Regions from separate parts of the Homo sapiens genome. Here region 1 is linked to region 2. Evidence: chromatin loops called from intact Hi-C (ENCODE). Cell type or tissue: tibial artery. All regions are shown on one strand. Each heading gives the region's core, and the rest is flanking DNA. Links, peaks and the distances in the headings are about the cores only. Region 1 holds the start of LOC124900277 (U8 small nucleolar RNA). Region 2 overlaps SHB (SH2 domain containing adaptor protein B).

Evidence for each region. A loop is a pair of places that touch in the nucleus more often than their neighbours do. Peaks named below come from ENCODE experiments on the same cell type or tissue, not always from the same donor. Only the 100,000 strongest peaks of a DNase experiment are listed, where the experiment ranks them.
Region 1: it touches region 2 in a loop (2.5-fold over the local background); 7 of 110 quality-filtered maps call a loop at or near these places.

The regions. Positions count from the first base shown.
Region 1 is chr9:38,137,140-38,149,251 of GRCh38, reverse strand. LOC124900277 (U8 small nucleolar RNA) reads right to left here and starts at 1,824; the gene lies at 1,691-1,824. In tibial artery, for the core only: no CTCF peak of the experiment used is centred there; DNase peaks (open chromatin) are centred at 7,051 and 7,471; H3K27me3 peaks cover 129 bases.
Region 2 is chr9:38,003,886-38,006,385 of GRCh38, reverse strand. The region is part of intron 2 of SHB (SH2 domain containing adaptor protein B); the gene reads left to right. Among named protein-coding and RNA genes, the nearest start is that of SHB, 64 kb to the left of the region's middle. In tibial artery, for the core only: no CTCF peak of the experiment used is centred there; no DNase peak of the experiment used is centred there.

The sequences.
Region 1 (12,112 bases), core at 5,975-8,474, 140 kb before region 2:
ATGAGAAGTTCAAGATGAGTCTTAAGGAGCTAAAAGCAAAGCGTTGGCAGGACTGGTGCCTTCTGGAGGCTCCAATGGGTAATCTGCTCCCTGTTGTTCTGGCTTTTAGAAGGTGCTTGTCCTCCTTGGCTTGTGGCCTCAGGACTCCAATCCCTGTTTCTATGGTTTCCTCTCTCTAACACCCCTGCCTCCCTCTTACAAGAACCCTTGTGATTACATAGGGCCCCTCCCAGATAATTTAAGATAATCTTCCCATCTCAGAATTCTTAAGAATCTTAATCACATCTGCAAAGTCCCTTTTGCCATGTAAAGTAACATATTCACAGGTTCCAGAGATGAGGACCTGGACATCTTTGAGGGGTCATTATTTAGCCCTCCACAGTTAGAGGAGACAAGTAAATGAGCTGAAATTGCAAAGAAATTTTTGAAGAAATAAAGAGTAATGAAGGTAGACTTGCTTACCTGATAAACTCTAAAATCCTAATAATTGAAACTGTACTATTGGTGGAAAAATCAACACTAACAGGATCATAGAAATAGACCCAATGATAGGTTAAAAGTTGGTTTAAGATAAATGTGGTAGATCAAATAGGTGAAGAAAGGAAGAAGTTATTATTCAATATACAGTCTAGTTGGTTAAGTTCCTGAGGACAAATAGTTTTCTTACAATTTAAAACAAAATACAGGTAGATTAAAGAGTGTAATGTTTAAGAGTTTAACCAATAAAGGGCTAGAAGCAAATAAAAGTAAAAATATTTACTAGCTTTGGGTATTAAGAAGGATTTCTCTGCCCGTAATCCCAGCACTTTGGGAGGCCGAGGTAGAAGGATCTCTTGAGACCAGCCTGGGCAACATAGAAAGACCCCATCTCTACCAAAAAAAGAAGGATTTCTCAGTATAAAGTCAATAAAATTCATAACAGAAAAGGTTAATGAATTCAACTACATAAAACTTAAAGTCTCTATGTCAAATGTACCACATGAAAAAGAGTTTGACATCCTAAGTCATCAAGGAAATGAAAATCATTATTGCAATGAGATGCCACTACAGACCACTAGAATGATTAAGATTTAAAAAACTTATAGCACCATATGTTGGCAAGATATGGAGAAACTAGAACCTCATACACTGCTGGGGCGAGTGTTAAATGGTACAATCACTTTAGGAAACAGTATGGCAGCTTCTAAAAAAAGTTAAATGTACACTTGCCATATAATCCAGCAAACCATTCTTAGATATTTAGCCAAAAAAATATGTCCACAAAAAGTCTTGTACGAAAGTGTTCATTGGAGCATTATTTATAATAGCTAAATACTAGAGACAACCCAAACGTTGGCCCACCAGAGAATGAATAAACAAACTGTGCTATGTTCATACAATGGAATATCACTAAGCAATAAAAAGGAAGAGCACATCAACTGTGACAACATGGGTAAATCTCAAACACATCATGCTGAGTGGAAGAAGCCAGACACAGAAAAGGCCATGCTTTACAATTCCACCTGCATGAAATTCTAGAACAAGCAAGACTGATCTATGGTGATAGAAATCAGAGCAGTGGTTGCCTCTGGCAGAGCAGTGGGAGGGTGAGGATTGGACTGGAAGAGAGCACAGAGAAACTTTCTAGGGTAATAGAAATATTTATATATATGTTCATTTTTTTCTTTCAAAGTAGTGATTGTCCTGAAGAATCAGAGAGGAGTACTCAGGGTGTTGCAAGTCCTGATTAGGCAGAGGCATTAATCACATTTCATGCATCTCCAATCATCATGTTCTATCTGCCCTCCAAAACGAGGAACAGGTAAGGATTATCCCACCCATCGATAAGCATTATATATTTTGATAGAAATGTGGGTTACACAGGTATATGCATTTGTCAGAATTCATGAAACTTACACTTAAGCTCTATGTCAGGGTGACCAATCTTTTGGTCTCCCTGGGCTACACTGGAAGAATAATTGTCTGGGGCCACACATAAAATACACTATTGTCACAGGATCCTTGGGGTGTCACTTTTCTGGCTGGAAACCTCTGTGGCACCTTTGCCTGAGTTTTGCTTGGGCCCACTGGGCTCGTTCTGCCCACTTGGCCTGGCAGGCTTTGCTCACCTTGCACGAAAAGCCTGGATCCCACGCCTGCCAAGGGCAATTCAGGTGCAGAGTGATAAGGGGTATGTGAGTGAGTGAACGTGAGGTCTGGCTGCTGCACACAGCCAGGCACTCCAGCTGCGGCAGGGCAGGCAGCTCCAGGCACTGGCATGGGTGCCGGTTCCCTGCGAGGCTACAGCTGGACCAGGCGTACTGCAAGCAGTTTCTATGGCTGGCACTGGGGAACATGGTGGTGCCTGGAAGCTTGGAGACTCCAAGAACTGCAGAACTCCAAAAAGGGTGTCACAGCCCTGGCTCAAGGAGCTCGTAGGTCTGGGATCCCCAAAGGGCTGAAACTCTTCTCTCCTTCTCTCTTCTCTCCCTCTCATCTTCCGCAATGTGGCAAGCAAAGGACATGTTTCAGTCCTGTCTGTGTTACAGTTCTTTCAGCCCTGCCACTCAGCAGGTCCCAAGTTCTTGTCCTGCATCCAGAAAGAATGAGGTATGCAGACAAGTGGAGGGTAGCAAGGTGAAGAAGTGCTTTATTGAGTGATAGAACAGCTCAGAGGAGACCCGCAGTGGGTAGCTGTCTGCAGGCAGGTCATCCCAACAAGTGTCCAGCTCTCAGCAGAGAGAAGACCCACAGTGGGTAGCTCCTCTCTGCAGACAGGTCATCTGTGCAAGTCTGGCTGAGTCTGGGGTTTTTACATGCCTCAGAGGGGAGGAAGTATGTGCTGATTGGTCCATGGGCAGCCATGGGCAGACCCAGAAAAAGCACCAAAAGTTCTCACTGTGGTCGGCAGAACTGGCAGCCTGGACCCCAGGCTGTCCCTGGCCTGAAGCGGGGGTTTCATCAGGGACACGCCCCTTTCTGCCCAGGAGCCTGTCTGTCTCCTGCTGCCATTAACCTGCCATCCACGGTGCCCACAGTGCTCAGGCTGTTCATGCTGAGGGGTGCCTGCAGACATGCCCTAGCCACCCTTATCCCTGCCTTGGCCTCTCTCCCCTGCTCATCTGCATTCAAAGTCTGGAGGGGGCTGAAGCAGCAGGGAGCTGGCGTGTTAGCACTGCCCTAAGTGTGCACACACCCAGCTGGGTCATGACAGCACCTGGGCTCAGCCACAACTTTGCTCCAAAATTGGAGTGGATGCTGGGAGTGGGAGAGGCCAGGCAGCAGGAGCAGTAACTTCAGAGCCTTCAGGGACAGGGGACTTCCTGGGCCCCTAGAGTGCAGAGAGGCCTGGGTCTGCAGCCATGGCTGGGCAGCTCCAGCTGCCCCAGTAGGGTGGGGCTCTCACACCTCCAACTTGGAAGCGGGCAGGGCTTCTGCCTGTTCCCAGCTCTCACTGGCTCTGTGGAGCGGGCAGCCCTGGCTACCCCGCCCCCACTGCAGCCAGTATCATGGCAGCAGCCAGGCCACCACCGCCATCACTAACACTAACAAAAGCTGATGAGCTAAAAACAAACAAACAAAATCTCATAATATTTTAAGAATGTTCAGGAATTTGTGTTGGGCCACATTCAAAGCTGTCCTGAGCTGCATGCAGCCCGTGGGCCACAGATTAGACAAGCTCGATTGTGCATTTCAGTAACAAAAAGTGATGCCAGGTGCATTGGCTCAAGCCTGTAATCCCAGCACTTTGGGAAGCCAAGGCAGGCAGATCACTTGAGATCAGGAGTTCGAGACCAGCCTGGCCAAAGTGGTGAAACTCCGTCTCTACTAAAAATACAAAAATTAGCCAGGCATGGTGGGGCGTGGTGGGGCTGAGGCAGGAGAATCACTTGAACCTGGGAGGCAGAGGTTGCAGTGAGCCGAGATTGCACCACTGCACTCCAGCCTGGGTGATAGAGTGAGACTCCATCTCAAAAGAAAAATAAAAAAAGTGAAAGAAACAAACAAAATTAAACGCAAATAAATTAAAAATAATGTTGTGAAAAATATGACAATCTTATAACTTTAATATATAAAGATTACTTGAAAATGAATAAAATAATATCCAAAAGAAAGAAAAATGAATATGAACAGTCAATTCCCCCCAAAAGAGGTGAATATACACACACACAGACACACACACACACACACACACAGAAATGAAGGTATGAACAGTAATAAAATAGTAGGAATCGATACTACACATGTATATATATATACACGTGTGTATATATATACATATGTGTATACATATATATATGAAGTGATCAAAGAAATCTATGAAAATTAGTAATAAAAGAAATAGAAAGTATAATACCAATGAATCTAGATATCAAATTAAATAACAGAGATTGTTTAACAATGGTGAAACTAAATGGCTGTCTGGATAAAGAAGGGGACGGTGCTCAGTAACTGCTCACCCAAAGCTTAAGCAAAATCCTTCCTCGGTCCAATCTGTTTTCAAGTCTGCAGCACATGGCAGAAATGATAACATCCAGGTCGGCATTCTGAAACCCAGCCACTGCTGTCCGGGTCACCCAGAGGGCTCCATTTGGAAGCTGAGAGGTGGAGAACCCTGAGCCCTCCATGTTCTCTATGCTACCCAGGAATTTCCATCCTGACTCATAAATTCTTTCCCACCTCCCTCATATCTGCAACCCACATCATTACCTAGAGTCTAACTCATTCAGTTCTCCCATCTGTCTTCACTCTGTATCGCCTAAGTCTTTTCAATCACTCCCTCCCCAGTTTTCTCATGTAAAAGATTGACTTTGATAATCTGATATCAGTCAATAATTTCCCAGAATGTCACAGGGCCTGAGGAAAGAGGTTTCCCTGATAAGATATCATCTTATTTCCTTTGTATAAGAATGTGCTATCAGTAAATGAGCAGAAAGGAAGACAGTTCAGAGAGGTGAAATGCAATTAATAAACAAACATATTAAAATATTCAACCTCACTGGGAATAAGAAAAATACAAATGAAATTAAGCCCTCATTTTTACCTATAAAATTAGAAAATAATTAATTTGTATTTACAATACCTAATCCTGAGAAGAGAATAATAAAATTGGGGGTACTGTGTATTGTACTGCCCTTTGAGAAAGCAGTTTGACAATATATATTGAGTCATAAAAATGTTCACACTGTTGACCCAGCAATTCATCTTCTGGAATGGTACACTGAAGAAAAAACTCAAAAAAGAGAAGAGAAAAAACTTCACGTACAAAGATATTCACAGTTGTTCAGAAACCATATAAATAACCCACAAGAAGAGAGTTAAGTAAATTAAGGCACATGTATAAAATGAAACTGTCTGTAGGCATTAAAGTATGACTTAATGGAAATGCAAAAGCAATTTACTGAAAAAATGATCAGCCACCCTCATGATTAAATAAATGCAATTAAAGTGATAGGGATATACCATTTTCCACCCTTCAAATGGACAAAGATTTAAAATCTCATTAATGTCCTTTTGGGAAAATGAGGGCATGTTTATTTACTGTTTGTGGGAGTGTAAATATTGTGACTTCTTGTGCATATGTGGGTAAACTATCCAAGCATACAAAAAATATGGGCAGTAATATAACAAACACCTGTGTATCTCCTACTTAAGCTCCAAAATATTCACATGTATGTGACTTCTTTGAAGAGCAGTTTTGCATTGCCTATCACACTTCTAAATGTATATATTCTTTAACTCCGATAATTCCATTCCTAAGAATTTTATGTACAAAAATAGTTCCACCTGTGCACAAAAATAAGTATGTTAAAAGGTATATTGCAGTATTCTTTTTAATGGCAATAGATTAGAAACAATAGAAAGTCCACATAGTAGAGAACTGTCGAACAAGCCCTACTCCATCCCCACAACAGAACAGCATCCCGCTCTTGAAAGGGAGTGAGCTCTCTCTATATGCTAATAAGGAAGTATCTCCAAGATACAGCATTGAGTGAAAAAGCAAGGTGCAGAACAGTATGCACAGTAGGATCCCACTTGTCTATTTTAAAATATATGCACATATATGCTTGTATATGCATTAAAAATTTTGGGAAGAATTCCCAAGAAACTAATGAAAAGCAGTTTCCCTACAGGAAGGCAGGCTGAGGGAGGATGGAGAAGACTTTCATTTTCATCTTTTATTCCTTCTGAACTGTTTGCATTTTGTTTTACCATATGCATGTGTTGCTTTTGTCATTTAAAAACTAACTTTAAAAGATAAGTATGAATACTACATTGCAAATGGGAAATGCATATAATATTAAGTGAACAAGATGGACTCTGCTGTGCATGTCATGCAGCTGTATACAGCAGGGTCTTGTGGAGACAAAGGTAATCCTGCTGCCTCTGTCCTTAACTCCAGCCCTGCCATCTACTCCAGAATCCCCTCCCTCTCCCCAAACTTCATCCTCTCCCTTGAGCATTAACACATCAGGTGTCTCCTCATTAAATCAAAAACAAAAACTCAGCAACCTCTCTGGCTCCAGCACTCCCTGTTCCTTTCATAGCCCCTCCAAGCTGGCTTCCATCCCATCACCCCCTTGTCCCCAGCTTTTTCCAAGCTCTCCAGTCACTCGGTTGTAAAATTACTTTTCCATTACCATATCACTGGAGCTCTCTGAAGAGGATTACTTCCTCATTATCTCCTCCTGAGGCTTGGATCACCCTGGACCCTTCCAGACTCTCCCAGCTCCTGGAAGCCTCTTCCTGGCCAGTCTCCTCCCTGAACTCTGGCAGATTAAGCTCTAGCCCTTCTCTCTCTTATCTATATACAGTCTCCCTAGATGATCTCATCTATTTGTGCTGCAGAATCCTCACTTGTGTAGTGAAGACACCCTGACACAGCCTGTGGATGCTGTACTGTTTCTTGATCCAGCATACATTCCTAGGAATGACACCTCACTTCTGCTTTGGGGAATTGCTCATTCTCAATTCCACATGGTCACAGGGGAACTGCCAATCACAATGGCCCTGTCCTCTAACTTTAGGACTGGGGCACTCTTATTCATTCTTGATCCAGGCCAATCAGAGTTCCCCCAGAACTCTGCTGCTGGCAGAAATTAGCCTCTTTCCCCTGGAGACACTAAGCCTTATCTGGTGGAGAGAACCTACATGCAGAATGAAGCCAAATACAGCCCAGCAGAACTGAGATGCGGAGAGACAGAGAGATGGACAGACAGGCTATAACTGACATCATTAAACATCACTGAACCCCTAGGTCCAGCCATGCCTAACATCAGAACCAACCAACCCCTGGACTTTCCACTAACAAGAGCCAATAAATTGCTTTTCTGACTTGAGACAGTTAAAGTTAGGATTATGACTCATAACTAGAAGAATGCTGGCTAATATACTCCTAAACCACTATCCGAAGCTTCAAATTTATAAGCACGACAGTCTGCTGGATATCTCCACTTGCAAGCCACCATGAATCTCAGCCTCAACACGTCCAGAACTGAATCCTTTGTCTTCCCTGCCTCCAGCCACCTAGCTCCTCCACCACGGTCTTTTCCCAGCCTCTCCAGCCACTAGACACACAAGCTAAAACAGAGCCAACAGAAAGCTTGAAATAATAGCTTTTTCTGCCTTGTTTGAGATTTTCCAATTCAATTTTGTAAACATCAAATACTGTATTCAGTTGTACGAGTTCCAGGAAACTAGGTTAAAACGGCATCTTTAGAAAGACTGAGGATCCGCTATGCAGGAGCTGTGCATCAGTGCCTCAAGCAAGTGCTTTCCAAAGGGTTAGACTTCCTCCCCCTTCACTAGCCCAGAAATCATTGCTGATGAGTCCATGCAGATTGGATTTCACCTTTCCCAAACCTAATACTTTCAGCTAATGGCAGTCCCAACACTGCTATGAGAAGCAACTCGCCAATCACTGCACACCTCCAAGCCCATCACCCTACTCCTCAAGAACTTTCTATGGCTCCCCATCACCAAAAGGCTCCAACCACCCTGGATCATCTACTGCTCACTGGACATACTGCATGCATTTCTGCCCTGGGATTCCACTCACTCTCTTCCCTAGTCATTCTATTTCCACCTCGTCTCTGCTTCCATCCTGCCAAGGCATGGATCAAATTCACTCCATCCAGGAAATTGTGGTGCCACCTTCATTCCCAAGTAGGATAAAAATGCCTTCTTCTTCCGATACTCAAAGAACTTATTTGTAACTCTGATGCCTCTGAGAACATATGCCTTTGGTTAGTTTCCATGTGTGGATTCATACAGCTCATCTCCCCAGCTAGGTTGTCAAGTCTACTTGAAGCCTCACCTCAAAGCTGGATTGATGTCTTCCTCCTCTGAGTTCCCGTAGCAATGAGGTGCATCTCCCACACTGCCTTTCACAGTGACTATAACTGCCTCTTCCCAAATCCAGCTCTCCTCTTTTTGTGTGGGTGCCGGGCGAACTCGTGTCTGTCTCCATCACAAGACCCCTGACACCTTTGCTTGATGCCATCAGGTACTGTCCCCTTAATCAGATGACTTTGAGAGCTTGAATCAATTCAGCTCAGCTGAAAGGCTGCCTTATCTAGGGTAAAGGAGGTGAGAAGGCAGAGATTCCTGCCTGGGGACATCCAGAAGGCACCAAAACTTAAGCGTACATTCACAGGGCTAGTCACCCCTTCAACTGCTGACAGCCCCTTCCCTGGGATCTCAATCGCAGGTTTGCACAAGGACATCATATGCAGACAGCTGCCAAGTCCTCTCCCTTGGAAACTCTTCAGGAGCTGAAAGAAGAATTGGCGGAGACAAGGAGAAACAGCCTAAGGAGAGGAGAAAAATAGAAAGAGCCAGGTGTCAAGGAGGCAAGGAAAGCATTTCGAGAAAGAGGGGGTGATCTGGAGGGCTGGAGAAGGAGCCAAAAGACGCTGGCATCCCTTACTGAGAGGAAGGCTCAACTAGGCTGGTGGGGTAGGGAGGATAGGGGTAAGTCCAGAGCCCGCTGGAATCCTTCAAACCTGCTTGTGTAACTAAGAAGGAAAAACCCTTTTCCTTCTCTCCACCTACAGGCCTTTGCTCAGGTGCAGCCTTCTTCTCCTCTAAGACCACTTCCTACCTGAAAAGTCCTCTCTGCCTTCACTGCCCAGCTTGATCTCACTCCTCCATGAAGCTGCCTTCTGGATGTCCTGCCTTCCGGATTGTGGGAGAGATTCCCAGTCCTCTGAGCTTAAGGCTGTGACTCTTGATGATAAAAGGCATTTCATTCTGCTGCATGTCACACTTATGTGTGGCCTATCCTGCCCTCAAGGCTGTGAAAGCAAGCTGCAAAGAACAGGAGGAGAAGGGTAAGCGACTCCTGCAGACCCACTAAGTGCTGCACCCAGGCTTGGGATGCTTTCTCTTTCTGCTCTGAAAGCCCTGAGGCTCTGAGAATGAGACTCAAAGCAGCCATCAGAGGTGAGATATGTCTTTTCCTTTTAACAATGTATGCTAAAACCTCACTCCCATTAAGATGGCTAGTATCGAAAAACAGAAAATGGCCAGTGTTAGTGAGAATATGGAAGATACATGCACGTTGAGGGTAATGAATGGCATAGCCACTACGGAAAACAGTGTGGTGGTTCCTAAAAAACATTAAACATAGAATTATAATACCAGCTGGGCGTGGTGGCTCACGCTGTAATCCCAGCACTTTGGGAGGCCGAGATGGGCAGATCACCTGAGGTCAGGAGTTTGAGACCAGCCTGGCCAATGTGGTGAAACCCCGTCTCTACTAAAATTAAAAAAAAAAAAAAAACCCACAAACAAACCCCACAAAAAATTAGCTAGTCATGATGGTGCACACTTGTAATCCCAGCTACTCAGGAAGCTGAGGCAGGAAAATCACTTGAACCTGGGAGGCTGAGGTTGCAGTGAGCTGAGATCACACCATTGCACTCCAGCCTGGGCAACAAGAGCGAAGCTCTGTCTCAAAAAAAAAAAAAAAAGAGGAAGAATTGAAGAATTATAACACCACATGATCCTGCAATTCCACTTCTTGGTAAATACCCAAAAGAGTTGAAAGCAGGGTCTTGAACAGATATTTATGCACCCGTGTTCATAGCAGCATTATTCACAACAGCCAAAAGGGAAAACCACCCAAATGTCCGCCTATGGCTGGATGGATAAGCAGAACGTGGCATACGTACACACAGCGGAGTATTATTCCAACTTAAAAGGAAGGAAATCCTGACACCTGCTTCAACACGGATGAATCTTGAGGACATTATGCTAAACAAAAGTGGCCAGTCATAAAAAGACAAGTATTGTATGATTCCACTTCTATGAGACATCTAGAGTAGTCAAATTCGTAGAGAAGGAAAGTGGAATGGTGTTTGCCAAAGGATGAGAGGAAGGGGAACAGGGAGTTATTGTTTTGTGGGTAGAGTTTGAGTTTTGCGAGATAGCAGAGTTATAAAACTGGATGGTCGTGACAGTTGCACAACAATGGAAATATATTTAACACCACTGAACTGAACACTTTAAAATGGTTAAGGTGGTAAAATTTTGTCGTGTATTTTACCATAATTTTTTTAAAAGCATGCAAAACTTGCATTCTACTCCATAATATATCCATCTGATCTTAGTATTAAAATGATTTATGAATTTTTTTCTCTTGAAATCTTTGATAACAATTGATGTTCCAGGAAGATGCCCTGTGTTTTTCCTGTCCCCGGGGAGGGAAGCCAGAATCCCTGTGTCCGCCCTTCTTCTGCCCTCCTCCCCCAGGTCCTCAAGTGCTCTCCTGCCTGACAAGAGTTTCCTCCTTGCCTTAGGGAGGCAGAACTTTGTTCTGCATTCTTCTATGCTGCTGACGGTGGGAACAGCCTACTCTGGAGGACCGGAAGGTTTTGAAGAGTAGGGCCAGAGAAGGAAAGCTGAGTGAAATGTTAGAATTAGACCAAATGCAGCTTCTTCAGCTGATGAATTCAGTTTCACAGAGCAATCTTTTTTCCCTTTCTTATAGAGTAGTGGCTGTCTCCTGGCTCCCATAACTGCACAAAACAAAGGAGCTCAATTCTGCTAATAATCGTGTTTCCATAATTGTGCATTGGTGTGCTGAGACTACCCTAGGATATGCCTGTGGCTTCCTACCCATCCACTCCCCTGTCTGCAATCTCAGGCTCTCCTCTCCACACATCATTGAAAGGGAATTCCTAAAACAGGGCCACTTAGCAACTTGATGTCCAACATAGCACTAGGCTCTATAGGACATAATTGGACAAGTCTGACCCCATCCCCTCCCTGCCTCCTATGGCTCCCCCTGTCTCTAGGTCAAATCTGAAGCTCCATAGCCTTGTTCCCAAGTCTCATCGCCTGCTGCCTTCCCAGTGAGCTAGAAGCTCACAGTTTCCCCCAAGCTTTTGGACATTCTGCTCTCTCCACCTGATTCTAAAATCACTGTCTTCCCAGAGCACCATATCTGCTCTCTTTCAGGCCTGAAGAACTTACTATCTTGTGCTTTGCTCCTCTGTTAAACTGTGGTCACCCTAAATCTGAGGCTGCTCACAGTTCAGCTATGGCCAGGTGTGGCATGTAGGAGACATTAACAAACATTCTAAAGAAATTAACTAGAGAGGGCTCCCTCGAAAGAGGTTCCCAGACTCACTGTGATTTTCTGTCCTCTGCAGACAGTTCCCAACACCTCACGGTTCAGGCCATGGGTGGCTGCCGGACCCAGCCCAGGCCAGTTTGAGTCCTTCTAGGGATTTCCCCAATAGGACCTGGGGAAAGAGGAACCGTCTGTCTCTTGGTATAAAGCTCTGAGCTGTGGGACACTGGAGAGTGGTCAGCACTGTGTCCTCTAGTGTGGAAGAAGCCATCAGAGGCAAAGCTGACACAAAGATAAGCAGAGATGAAAGACAGTCCTGGCTGCATTCAGCTATAGGGACGTGATCTGTTGACATGAGCAAGGCCTTTCCATGATTTCGTGACATGGAAAAGCCCAGTATCTTTTCAATAATTCCCTTTGGCCTTGGCCTAAGCTTTTTTGAGTGGGGTTTCTGTGACAGCCAAAAGCATCCTGACCATAAATGACAGAGTGAACCAAGTGTATTCTGACTTTTTATTCTGACTTTGGTCTTTGCTGCAAGGAACCCTAAAGTCA
Region 2 (2,500 bases), core at 1-2,500:
GGAAACCTTGCGGAAACCCACACTGCAGGGGTGTGGCACGATTAGGAAGTCATTTAGGAAAACAGGCCCGCCTGGGAGTGTGGGATGGAATCTTGCAGCGCCTAGCAAGAGGCAGGGAGACAGGTTCTATGGTTCCGAGGCTATAGCAATCATCTAGGCCAGGTCAGGTGCTGTGGAGTCAGGGTAGGTGTGGTGGAAGGGCCCACCAGCCAGTGGGTGCTGTGTGGAAGGGAGAGGAGAGGGTGGGATGACACCACCAGTGGGGTCCTCTGTTAGTGGGAGGATGGGAAAGTCAGTCACCTGATGGGGCCTGTCCTATCTGAGTAGGGAAGGGAGGTTCCTGGGGAGGAGTCAGAGTTGAGATGTGGTCACCTTTGAGGTGGGAGCAGCCAGCTAGGTGCTTGGGAGAGATTGAATGCATTCATGTGTTAGGGAAGGTGCTGGAGTCAGATCAGAGGAGGGCCCCAAACTATTCCAGGGACCTGGGGGCCACCATGAGAAGTCCTGGCCTGTGTTTCTGGTCTGGGGAGAGGAGTAGTATGCAGGGAGTGGCCAAGGAGACAGCCGGCCACAGTTCCTGCCTTTCAGAAGCCTGAAGGAGGAGATTCCGTGATTTGCCCCACACCCTATTATTTGACTAATTAATTAGTACTCTCCTCTAAGTAGGGCTCAGGCTGGCTTTCTGGAAACTTACAGAGATGACAGCAGTCTGTGTTTAAAGGGTACCTTTTATATATGATACCAGGACTCTCCCTAAGGCTCCGAGAGGAAGCAGATGAGATGATTTCCATTTTGCAGATGAGAAAGCTGAGTCCTGGTGGCTGACAGGACTTCTGGCCCCTTCTCCCTACAGGGATCACTGCCTGGTGATGCAAGGGAGGGATGCTGAGTAACAGCAGGTCTGAGTCCTCCCTTGGTGGCGGCAATGTAGCCGGTGCCTCAGGTTCAGTGCTCTTCCCCATCTCCTGGAGAGTCCTGCCTTCTCCCTTTCAGCCAGCTTGGCCCGTTTGCGTTCCTGTGGTTAGTGAGGGCTGGCTGTGGTCCTTTTCCAAAACAGGCAGCTGAGCAGAAGGAAATAAAATGCCACCTCTTCACTCTCCCTTTCAGGGTATAGGCGTGTAATTGTACCTGGCCACCTTAAAGCACCGAAAGAGGGGCCGTCTCCCAAGCCCAAGCCTCAACTTTTGGGCCTCTCTTTTCCTACTGCCCACGTCACCCCATTCTGTCCATATGCCGTCACAGCCCTCACCATGTCCACTGTGATGTATCTGCTAGACTGGGAACCCCTGGAGGGCAGGATGACAGGACAGGCCGGGGCCAGGGTGTCTTGTGCTCAGACTGTCGGTGCCCTGTGTTTGAGGTTTTGGCCTGGAACTTTCTGGTGAAGAATGTCCCCTCATCCAGAACTTGCTGGTTTTGGTGGAATGATGTGTGCACATGGTGAGTAAACATCCCCCACAAATCTCTCAGCTCCCAGAACTGGGTCTCATGCCTGCTGGGCCGGCTCACCTCTGCCCTGGCCAATGGGGCAGTGTGTATCCTGTCCCTGGCACCTCAGCTGATCTCTCACTTGCTGGCCTGTGGCCGTGTTCCTTCCCATCTGCTAAGCCTCGAGTCTCTGCGTGGACGCTGGCACATGCACTCATGTGCCCGTGCCCCCAGCCACACAGCCCTCCGTGAAGCTACCCTCTCTGGCAACTCCTCACCAGGTCGGGGGCCTTCCAAGTCTTCATGCTGCCCTAGTGGGCCTCTCTTGGCCCCTGGGTCCCCCTTCCCCACCCTCTGCCCCTCAGGCTGGGTTCTGGAGTCCTCAACTTCCTGAAGTGAATGGCCTTCATCATGCCTGCCTTCAGCTCTAGCCTCTTGCTGCCCAGTTCAGAACACCTCTGGCCTGGTCCCCCCACCTTTGCCAGCACAGCCCTGGGAGGGTGGGCTGGGGGGCGCCCACCTCCTCAGCAGATCTTTATTCACTCAGCTCCACCGCGGCCCTTCCCTTCCGAGTCCCACGCAGCCCCCAGCAGCTCAGGTTCACCTTCCCCAGAAGCCTCTGCATGCTTCAGGCTCCCGATCTGCTGCTTTCCCCAGGTGCCTGTGGCTCAAGGCAGAACCAGGCCAGCTGGCATTCAGTTTTCTGCTCAGGTGGTGTTTACTGAAGCCCTGTGCTCTCATGCCCTTCACAGCATCTCTCCTAAGCCTCCCTAAGGCCCAGGGAGGGAGCGCCTGGGTTGTTTCCATTTTCCAGTAAGAAACCTGGAGCAGAGGCTTCCGCAACAGCTGGGGGCCTGGGAGCACCTCCAGGAACCTGGGAGTTGTGTTCCAAAGCCCAGGCAGGAGCAGGGCAGGCAGTCAATGGGCCGGATGGACCCTGGGCTGAGGGAAGCACATGGGCCTGAGATAGATCCCCCGGGCCAGCTCCTGCCCTCCCCAGTAACAGAAGCAGAGGCCTGGAGCCAGGAGGCCCCCAGCAACAGCCTCACCACCCCACACAATTGGGAACCAG